2 separate regions of the Homo sapiens genome follow, and region 2 is linked to region 1. Evidence: chromatin loops called from intact Hi-C (ENCODE). Cell type or tissue: PC-9. All regions are shown on one strand. Each heading gives the region's core, and the rest is flanking DNA. Links, peaks and the distances in the headings are about the cores only.

The links. Hi-C counts contacts between places; a loop is a spot of excess contacts. Peaks named below come from ENCODE experiments on the same cell type or tissue, not always from the same donor. Only the 100,000 strongest peaks of a DNase experiment are listed, where the experiment ranks them.
Region 2: it touches region 1 in a loop (2.4-fold over the local background); 7 of 110 quality-filtered maps call a loop at or near these places.

What each region holds. Positions count from the first base shown.
Region 1 is chr3:142,841,630-142,847,200 of GRCh38, forward strand. PCOLCE2 (procollagen C-endopeptidase enhancer 2) reads right to left here. Exons shown (of 9, transcript NM_013363.4): 4 at 1,295-1,419. Among named protein-coding and RNA genes, the nearest start is that of PCOLCE2, 45 kb to the right of the region's middle. In PC-9, for the core only: CTCF peaks have their summits at 2,943 and 3,143; no DNase peak of the experiment used is centred there.
Region 2 is chr3:142,894,589-142,900,159 of GRCh38, forward strand. No RefSeq gene overlaps it. Among named protein-coding and RNA genes, the nearest start is that of PCOLCE2, 8.3 kb to the left of the region's middle. In PC-9, for the core only: no CTCF peak of the experiment used is centred there; DNase peaks (open chromatin) are centred at 1,813 and 2,613; H3K27ac peaks cover 1,105 bases.

The DNA of each region.
Region 1 (5,571 bases), core at 575-4,574:
AATAAAACCAAGTTTTGGAATTATGATCACTGTTTATGTCTGTATATATGTGTATATGTTCAAATCACTAACTTGCATGGTATATTAGCTTAAATAATTTTCTATAAAAAAAGAAATACATGACAAATGGTATCTGTTCAAGCTATATGAAAGGTTAATTTAGAAAAGTTTTTTTAAAAACAGTATCATAATGTTTACCTCATAGTGTTTGGGTTAAAGTCTATAGTGTTTCTAATAGTAATAATTTTTATAAAGTTATCTTTAAAGGTCCACAAAGTAGATTTCATGTGTTTCTATGCTAAGTTCTTTCCTGCAATTAATATGTGAAACTGGTTCCCAGAAAGGGTAAAAAGTTGTATATGTAACCACAAATTAATAAATACTGGAAAAGTCGACCTTCTCTGTTGATTATTTCAGAACAATGAATGAAGCTTTTTGTGGGGAACCTGCACATATTTTATTTTAAATGACAACCAAAAACACCCTAAAGCAGACCAGCTTGTTCTTTGAAGAGATAATGTGGCTTGCTTTTGTTGGCTTTGTTGAGGCAAAGCATCCACACTTTTTTATTTAGTCACTAGAATAACTATTATCAGGACATGATGGGTTTGTGATGGGAGCAAATGGTAACCTGAAATGTCCATGGACCTGGGGATTTTTATCCTCCCACAGTTAGTCGCTGCTGCTTATAACATCCACTGCAGGGTTAAACAATCCTATGTGAGATCTGCTTACCATTTGTATTTTTAAAACTGTTTTGAAAATTGTCATTATATAGCAGGAAATTAAATCCATGAATTTGCAACTCAAAAAAATGCAAAGGCTAGGCCGGGCACGGTGGCTCACATCTGTAATCCCAGCATTTTGGGAGGCTAAGGCAGACGGATCTCCTGAGGCCGGGAGTTTGAGACCAGCCTGACCAACATGGAGAAACTCTGTCTCTACTAAAAAAATACAAAATTAGCCGGGCGTGGTGGCGCGTGCCTGTAATCTCAGCTACTCGTGAGGCTGAGGCAGGAGAATCGCTTGAACCCAGGAGGTGGAGGTTGCGGTGAGCTGAGATCGCACCATTGCACTCCAGACAGGGCGACAAGAGCGAAACTCTGTCTCAAAAAAAAAAAAAAATATCTGGGGTCTTCGCATGAAGAAATACCTGTGTCCAGGAACCTTCCTCTTCTTGTATCCCTTAGCTCTCGAATAGCCCCCACAACAGGAGGCTCTTGAGAGTTGGTGGGCCCCCCACACTGGGCAATTCACACATGCATGCTTTCTTCACACTTCCAGGGAATCTCACCTGATTCTTTGGGGCTACAATGTGCCACACACAAGTGACTCCTGCAGGGTAATCCCGGTCTGGCCAGTTGGGGGTTTTAAAAGAGCCGGAAGGTCTGTCAAGGAGTCCTCCACAATACTGATCCCCTTCAAGTATTAAACAAGGAAAAAAGCCCACAAGTTTATGTAGGTTACAGCAATACAACCATGTGGAGATTAGGAATGTGGGATCTTTGGTGAGAGTACAGTAAATAAAGGCAACAGCAGAAGCGCTTACATTTTCTCTTAAACATATGGTTACATACATAACCCCCCAACACACACAATGAATGATCTTTGTTACCTGACATAGCATAGCAACACGAGAGAGGGGAGAAGTGGACTCAGGGCCTCTTTTCTTTTTTTTTCCTTAGACAAGGAAGACAAAACATTTGAATATGCACTCACTCAGAAAGCTTGCAGGCTCAAAAAATCATAGAGATGTTAAGGCTCCTCAAGGCATTGGTATTTAGTAAACACCCAGGGACAAAATTTGAATTAGTTGATATAGACAGCTCTCATTACTAGAAAACTTCCCATGATATATATATAATATGTATATAATATATATATGTTTTAAGAATAAATTTTGTTTGTAAAAATAATATTTACAAATTTTCAGCAATACAGAAAGGCACAAGGAAGGAAGCAAAAATATACCCCCAAATCCCCAGTTTTAGCCACCAAAAACTCATCAAAATTAATAGGTGACAAATATCATTTCAGGCATCTGTACTCATAAGTTGCATATGTACCTGTAGGTTGGCAGAAATAATGTAAGAATTATTTTAATACGAAGTTCTAAATTTAATTTTACTTGAATGTAAATAACAAATAAAAACTGAACTGAAACTAAAATAATTATACTTCAATGGAATATTTCTTTGACACAGAATATATCCAACCATTCTTAAATCAAACTTCTAAATTTAAGATAATGTATTATAAAAATGGAGGTTGGAATAATTTCTAAATCTCCATTTAATGAAAAATTTCAAGTATATACAAAGTAAGTAGAATAATATAATGACCTCCTACATATCCATTACCCAGTTACAATAATAGTCATCATTCTATTATTCTATCTATATTGCCACCCAATCCCCACGACCTGCTTCATTGTTTTTATTATTATTATTTTACAGGTTTTGGGGAGAGAAATTCACATACTCTGAAATGCACAAATCTTAGCTGTACAAATCTGAAAAATGGATATACCTGTGTAAACCACACTCCTATGATGATATAGAATCCATTTCCCACTAAATTTGTGCATCTCTTCCCATCCTGCCAGTTCTCTACACTACTTTTCTGAAAAACTTCCCATTAGATGAGTTTAATTTTAGAGCTCCATATAAATTTGTTTACCCATTCTCCTGCTGATGGGTGGTTTCTAGTCTGGACTATTGTGAATGAAGCTGCTATGAACAGTTTTGTACACATTTGTTTGTACATGTATCTTCATTTCTCTTATATAAATACCCAGGACTGCAACTGCTGGGCCAAGAGTCGATGTAAATATTTAACTTCATAAAAAACTACTGGAACTTTTCTCCAAGTGGTTTTACACCTCTCTCGAGTATGAACACTTCGGTTGCTTTACATCTTTGCTACCACTTGGTGGTGTCAGTTTTTCTAGCCAACATGGTGGGTAAGTAATGGCATCTCACTGTAATTTTAATTTGCATTTCCCTGATGACTAATGAGAGATACTGAGTAGTTTTTCATGCACTTATTGGCCATTCATATTTTCCTCTGTGAAGTGTCCAAGTGTTTTGCCAATTTTTATACTTACTGGAATCTTTACCTTTTTATCGTTGAGTTGTATGAGTTCTTTGTATATTCTGAATACAAGTTCTTCACCAGACATTTTTGTGAATATTTTCTCCCCTTCTGTAGGCTATTTGTATTTGTAACCATGTCTTTTTATAAGTATTAGTTTTAATTTTAATGAAGTTTTGTATTTTTCCTTTTACTTTCAACCAACTTGGTCTTTGTATTTCAAGTGCTTTCTTGTAGACAACATATAGTTGGGTCTGGCTTTTCAATCCATTCTAACAATAACTGTCTTCTAATCAGAGTATTTAATAATTTACATTTAATATATTTATTGATCTTCTTGGATTTAATGTGCCATTTACTACTTTTTTCTATTTGCTTTACCTTTCTTTTATTCCATCTGTTTTTCCTTATAGCCTTCTTTGGGTTAGTTGGATAATTTTAGTATTCTATTTTAATCTTTTGGCTTTTAGTGATAACTCCTGCATTTTTAATGGGTTCTCTAGGGATTATAATATGCATGTTTAAGTTATCAAAATTTACTTAGAGTTAATATTGTACTTCACGTGTTGTATATGTATGTGCAACAGTGTAATTACATTTATGTGTCCATCCTTTGGTTGTCAAACATATTACATCATACACTATATATTCCACAACACAGTGCTAAGGTTTTTTTGTTTTGAACAGATACATGTAAAGAAATTAAGAGAAGAAAAGAAAATAACATATACCCTTTTATATTTACTATTTCCAATGACCTTCATTCCTTCTGTTACTTTCATTTTACAAGGTCATTTACCTCAACCTGAGGAATTCTCTTCAATATTTCTACCAGTGTAAGTATAAAAATGCCTTTCAGAGATTTTTAGTGTTTATCTGAAAATGTCTTCATTTTACTTACATTCTTGAAGGCTGGCTATAGAATAGAGGTTGACAGTTTTATTCCAGCGCTTTAAAAATACTGTGACAGGCCAGGGGCGGTGGCTCACACCTGTAATCCTAACACTTTGGGAGGCCGAGGTGGGCAGATCAACCTGAGGTCAGGAGTTCGAAACCAGCCTGGCCAACATGGTGAAACACCGTCTCTACTAAAAATAGAAAAATTAGCCAGGCATGGTGGCGCATGCCTGTAATCCCAGCTGCTTGAGAGGTTGAGGCACAAAAATCGCTTGAACCTGGGAGGTGGAGGTTGCAGTGGGCCGAGATAGCACCACTGCACTCCAGCCTGGTCAACAAGAGTGAAACTCAGTCTCAAAAAAAATACTATGACACTGCCTTCTGGCTTCCAGTGTTTCTGAGGAAATGGAAGCCATCATTCTTATCACTCTTCTTCTGTATGGAATTTAGTTTCATCTGATTGATTTCAAGATTTTCTCTGTCTTTAAATTTCTGTAATTTAATTATAATGTGCATGGGGGTGCTTCATTTTTATTTGTCCTGTGGAGTTTGTTGACCCTCTTGACTCTATTTTTCTTATTTTCATTATTTATTTTTTAGATGGAATCTCGCTCTGTTGCCCAGGTTGGAGGGCAGTGGCGCAATCTCGGCTCCCTGCAACCTCTGCCTGCAGGTTCAAGCGATTCTCCTGCCTCGGCCTCCCGAGTAGCTGGGATTACATGAGTGCACCACCATGCCTGGCTAATTTTTTTGTATTTTTAGCAGAGACGGGGTGTCACCATGTTGGCCAGGCTGGTCTTGAACTCCTGATCTCAGGTGATCTGCCTGCCTTGGCCTCCCAAAGTGCTGGGATTACAGGCATGAGCCACTACGCTCAGCCCCTCTTGACTCTGTGAGTTGATATTTTTCACTGTATTTGAGCAGAGTCAAGTCATAATATCTTTAAATATTTTTTCACTTTATTATCACTTTCTGGGACAAAAATTACAGATGTTAGACCACTTGATATTGTCTCACTGGTTTCTCGAGCTCTTTTTCTTCAATCTTTTTCCTCCTTTTTCTTCAGATTGAGTAATTTCTATTTAAGTTCACTGACTCTTTTTTTCTGCCATCTCCCATCTACCTGTGAGTACAATAGGTAAATTTTAAAATTTCAGATCCTGTTTCTTTTATCTCTAGAATTATTAATTTATTTTTTAATAGTTCCTGTTTCTCTTCTGAGATTCTCAATTTGTTTATTTATTATGCACATATTTCCCTTTATAAATCCTGAAACAAACATGTAATAGCAGCTTTAAAGTACTTGTTTGCTAATTGCAACATGTGAGTTACCTTGAGATCAGTTCTTATTGACTGCTTTTGTCCTTGAATAGGGACACACTTTTCCTGTTTCATTACATAACTACAGACTGGACATTATGCATGATACATTATACTCTAGATTCTGTTGTGTTCTGATAAAAATAATTTTGTTCTAGCAGGCATTTAACTTGGCTAGACTCAAACTTAAAGTCTGTTTCCCTGGCAGCAGGCAGCAGCTGTAATCTCTTTTCAGTTCTTTCATTTTTCAGCTGATGCTTT
Region 2 (5,571 bases), core at 897-4,896, 53 kb after region 1:
CATGGAGACGGCATGAACAGACATATGCTGTTTATCTACTCAGCATCCCTTCCTTGGGGAGCCACCCTTCCCTATGCCGTGTGCTTCTGTGAGCACTGATTCCATTCACTGCTTCTCCAGCCCCCAGTGGGACATGTGACCAGGGGCTGTCCAATCAGCGAGCTCTCCCTACTACTCTGGAGATGTTGCCTAAGAGGTTCTTTGCTTTTCTTTCTTCTGGAAGTAGCATGTAAGCAAATATATTCCTGGGAAAGAGGACCAAGCCTGAGGTGAATGCTTCAGAACAACAGGTCACCCCACTTCCACATGGCAATAAGCCTTTAAGAATTTGGAAAAGACTGTTGAGAGAACCCAGGGTTCTACCATGTCAAACAGAGACAACTTGGGTGTGAGAAGAGCTGTAAGGACAAGTGCTACAAAATATTACCTTGGCCGGGCACGGTGGCTCACGCCTGTAATCCAGCACTTTGGGAGGCCGAGGCCAGCAGGTCAGGAGTTCGAGACCAGCCTGACCGAACACGGAGAAACTCCGTGTCTACTAAAATACAAAATTAGCCGGGCATGGCGGTGCGTGCCTGTAATCCCAGCTACTCGGGAGGCTGAGGCAGGAGAATCACTTGAACCTGGGAGGCAGAGGTTGCGGTGAGACAAGATCGTGCCATTGCACTCCAGCCTGGGCAACAAGAGTGAAACTCCGTCTGAAAGAAAGAAAGGAAAGAAAGAAAGGAAAGAAGAAAGGAAAGAAAGAAAGGAAAGAAAGGAAAGAAAGGGAAAGAAAGAAAGAGAAAGGAAGGAAGGAAGGAAAGACCATATCTATCTATCTATCTATCTATCTCCTTGACAGTAAAAAAAAAAACAACAAAAAAAAAAACAACGTGTGGGCCATTGATGGTAATGAGGACCATGGAGTAAAAGCACTACTAACAACAGGCCGGGCGCGGTGGCTCAAGCCTGTAATCTCAGCACTTTGGGAGGCCGAGGCGGGTGGATCACGAGGTCAGGAAATCGAGACCATCCTGGCTAACACGATGAAACCCCATCTCTACTAAAAGATACAAAAAACTAGCCGGGCATGATGGCGGGCGCCTGTAGTCCCAGCTACTCGGGAGGCTGAGGCAAGAGAATGGCGTGAACCAGGGAGGCGGAGTTGCAGTGAGCCGAGATCGCGCCACTGCACTCCAGCTTGGGCCACTCCAGCTTGAGACTCCGTATCAAAAAAAAAAAAAAAAAAGAAGAAGTACTACTAACAAAGATACCAAATCAAACCAAAACTTCTTGGAATTGTTTTATTATGTTGACTTTTGGGGATGAACCTTTGCCTATAAAAGTGATTTGTATCAACTGCAGGTAATAGATATCTTTTTGTTTGTTAGGTGTAATCATCTTTTTTTTTTTTTTTTTTTTTTTTTTTTTTTTGAGACCGAGTGTCTCTCTGTCGCCCAGGCTGGAGTGCAGTGGCGCGATCTCGGCTCGCTGCAAGTTCCACCTCCCGGGTTCACACTATTCTCCTGCCTCAGCCTCCTGAGTAGCTGGGACTACAGGTGCCTGCCACCACGCCCAGCTAATTTTTTGAATTTTTAGTAGAGACGGGGTTTCACCGTGTTAGCCAGGATGGTCTTGATCTCCTGACCTTGTGATCCACTCGCCTCGGCCTCCCAAAGCGCTGGGATTACAGGCGTGAGCCACCATGCCCAGCTCATCATATTTAAAGAACCTCATCCAACAGATTGACTCCTTTAGCCAGTTGGATGCTTTTGTAGCTAATTCATCTGGCTTTCTCACCAGGACTCAATGTTACTCATAACCATGAGTCATGCTAAGATGGTAGTTGTCTGCAAGGCAGGCAATGAAATAGGGCCATCGGGGAAGTGCTGGGATGTTAAAAATGAGGAGAATGCCACCAAGAGTGGCTGCCTAACAAGGGGCCAGGAGTCTGGAGCAAGAAATATCAAAAACACCAGAGGATATCAGCCCAGATCCCTTTTATCCCAGACTGCCTTGGGGTCCCTGTGCTCTCCTCACTCACTGATTCTCAAAGCTTGGGGCAAGAGCTTGGCATCAGCGCCTGAACCCTAACCCACGCCAAGAAATGAAACTGACGCTCTCTCCAGTTTTGCTCTATGGTCTTCCGTCATCATTAAACCATCTCTTCTTTTTGTTTTCAAGTAAAAATTTCCTTAAGTATAAAGGAAATACCTGCTCCTTATATAAAATCTGGAAACTATTTAAAAAAGAGAAAAAAGAAAATGACCCTTAACTTTGCCACCCAAAGACAGTACTAGTGCCACTTTAGTCCCCTTTCTTTCCAATGTCTCTTCTATGATAAAAGTATTATCCAGGGATTTGAAGAGTTTATTTTAGTTCTAAGTTCTTCTGGGTCTTTGCTTTTGGAAAAGCCACCAATTAAAACAATCAATAATAATGATTTTAGTGTCAACATTACCGTAATAAGACACTGGCTTAGAATGAGAGGAATGATAGTGGATCTTTTTCTATCTTAGCTCCATTCACAAATAACTTCCTGTTTACTCATTGGTCTTCTAAAGTGCCATTTGGAGAATACCATTCTAATCATAGGCAGAGATAACAATCTACCTCAATTCAAATTGCTGTTTATTTGTTCCTCAAGGAAAAGGTTTACATTCATTACTCACTAAACAACTGAACTGGTTTGTTGTGTGTTACAAGATTGCTTAAGGGTTGTACTTCTGAAAAAGTAAGCTAACTACCTAACAGGCATTATCCAAATAAATGTTACATGCAAACAAAGTCTTTAGAACTATGAGACTGTGTAATTTATAGATTCTTTAAAGTTCTGAGTGTAACAGAGAACTAACTGCAAAATTTACATATATACACATACACCTGTGTATATTTACATGTTTGTATATATACACATGTATACACATGATCATGGCTATGAACACAGTCCTAAAACCATTATATTAATAAAACTAGTTTAATGTATGTGCCTTGAGTCTTGTCCTCAAATTCTGAAAACATTTTAAGTCCTATAAACGCTTTTAAAATAAACCCAACATAAGCTTTATTTTCCTAAGAAATAAGTAGAACCCTGAATATGTATTTTTTTTCCTGCTAAGATAGTTGCAAAAGATCTATATGGGAAAGCATCATTCTAAGTAAATTCTAAGTGAAGCCAAAATGCTTGAATATCAAAGTATATTTATTTTGGGTATTAAATGGTTATTAATTTTTAAAAACAGCAAGAGACTTACCCATTTGATTGAATTTGATAGGATTATAGCTCATCATCGAGACTAGAGCTTTTTCTCAGAGACACTGGAATTGATGCTTCTTAACAGGGACATATTTGCCAGATGCTAATGACAGGAGTATCCTGGCCCGCTGTGTAGGACTAATTGTACAAATAGGAAGTTGGAGCAACAGAAGCACTGTCTCTGCCTGGAGCTGGCAGTTGTCTCTGTTTTCTCAATTGGTAATGTTTCCATTGGCAGTATCTAGAGAATTTTTTGTTTGTTTCATTTTCCTTTTACCTTGGAGGTATATTTAGGTGTTGTTTATATGTACTGGGTATTCTGAGCAAAATAACAGGCATATAAATATATGTATAATGTACACATACACATTACTTCCCACGTATTAGCTTTTATGCATATTAGATATGGATACATGTATAAATGTGTGTATGCATCTGTGTGTGCATCTGTGCCTCTCCCAGACAATGCTGGAGACACACGCAAATTTTCACTCTTTGAAACTCCTTTCTCTAAATTCCAGACTGACCACCCTTTTCTCCCTACATATTTCCTTCTAATGCTATGGCTTTTTTTTTTTTTAACATTCACTGAGACTTCTTTAGATTTTTAAGTCCCAGCTAATCCAAAAATCATTCCTTTTCCCTCCCTCTCTCTGCTCCTCCCTCCCTCCCTTTCTTCCACAAGTTATCAAGAGCCTACTCTATGCCAAGTGCTGCACTAGGCACTGTAGATAACAGTGTTGGTTAGAAGAGACCTGGTTCTTGCCCTTACTGTTGAGAATGCTCTTTAAGGTTATTTCTTCAATTAGTCTCATTCATTTTGTATTGTGTTGATTTGGGTCTTCTGAAAAGCAGACACCAGTACAGAATTTGATTCTGCAAGAGATCAATGTGCAAGAGACGTATCAGGGGAAAGGTCTATGGAGGACAAAGGGAAGAAGAACCGTGAGTAGGTGGAGCCTGGAACTGCAATGCAGGTCTGACACCTGTGAGAGGAGTTAGGGAAAGAAGGGGGTTTGGGCTGGAAGTGCTTCAGATCATAGTGCAGCCCTGAGTAAAATATTGGCCAGGGCAATGAGGAGCTCTAGCAAAGATGGCCTGCTAGAGGAGACCTGTGTTGTGGAGGAGCCACCTGGCTCTGGTACCCCTGCCTTGTTCAGTCATTGGCTGGGCAGCCTGGCTAGAGTATGGCTTGGCATGTGTGATGCAGCAGATCCCAAGAGTGTGGCAGATGGAGGCTGCCAACTAATGACAGTCCTTTGGCAGATTCTGTCTTGGAGGAGATCTATGTGGTACACTCCCTTGGCTGTCATATGGTTGGATTTTAGGGTTTTATTCTCAGAGGCAACTTTATTTTCAAGTTCTCGGTATAGGTGGAAGTAGAGTGGGAGGGCTGCCCGCATGTAAAGACTACAGCTATCAAGAATTGAACTTTGTGACACTCACACAAGATTATGCTTGAGTGCTTACTGGTTTTATGAGGGAGGTCACTACATTGTGTTATTTCAATACTATATTGAAAGTGTATGTGGGATGTTATGGTCCTTCCTGGTATCACAAATATAGGGATATCTTTGGACTGCATTTCTCCTTTTCTTAAAACAAAACAAAACAAAACCCCTTACACTATTATTAACAACAAAAGACTTGTAGCAGAGGAAAATAAAGATCAAGTGTCTTAGTCTGTTTGGGCTGCTATAACAAAAATACCATATATTGAGTGTCTTAGGGACAATACACATCTCCCTCACAGTTCTAGAGGCTGGGAAGTTCCAGATCAAGGTGCTGGCAGATTCTGTGCCTGGTGAGGGCCTGTTCCTCACAGACAGCCCCTTCTCACCGAGTCCTCACATGGTGGAACAGGCAAGGCAGCTCTCTGGGGCCCCTATTTATTATTATGTTTTTGAGACAGGGTCTCACTTTGTCACCCAGCCAGGAGCACAGTGTTGTGAACATTGCTCACTGCAGCCTCAACCTCCCAGGCCCATGCAATCCTCCCACCACAGCCCCACAAGTAGTTAGCTAGGAATACAGGCACACACCACTACTCCTGGCAATTTTTTTTTTTTTGTATTTTTTGTAGAGACAGGGTTTTGCCATGTTGCCCAGGGTGGTCTCAAACTCCTGAGCTAAAGTGATCCCCCTGCCTTGGCCTCCCAAACTGCTGAAATTACAGGCATGAGCCACTGTGCCTGGCCTGGGGCTTCTTTTATAAGGACATGAATTCTATTCATGAGGGCTCCACCCTCATTCCCTAATCACCGAAAGGACCCACCTCCTGATACCCTGAGGATTAGGATTTTCACATGTGAATTTTGGGGGGACATAAACAT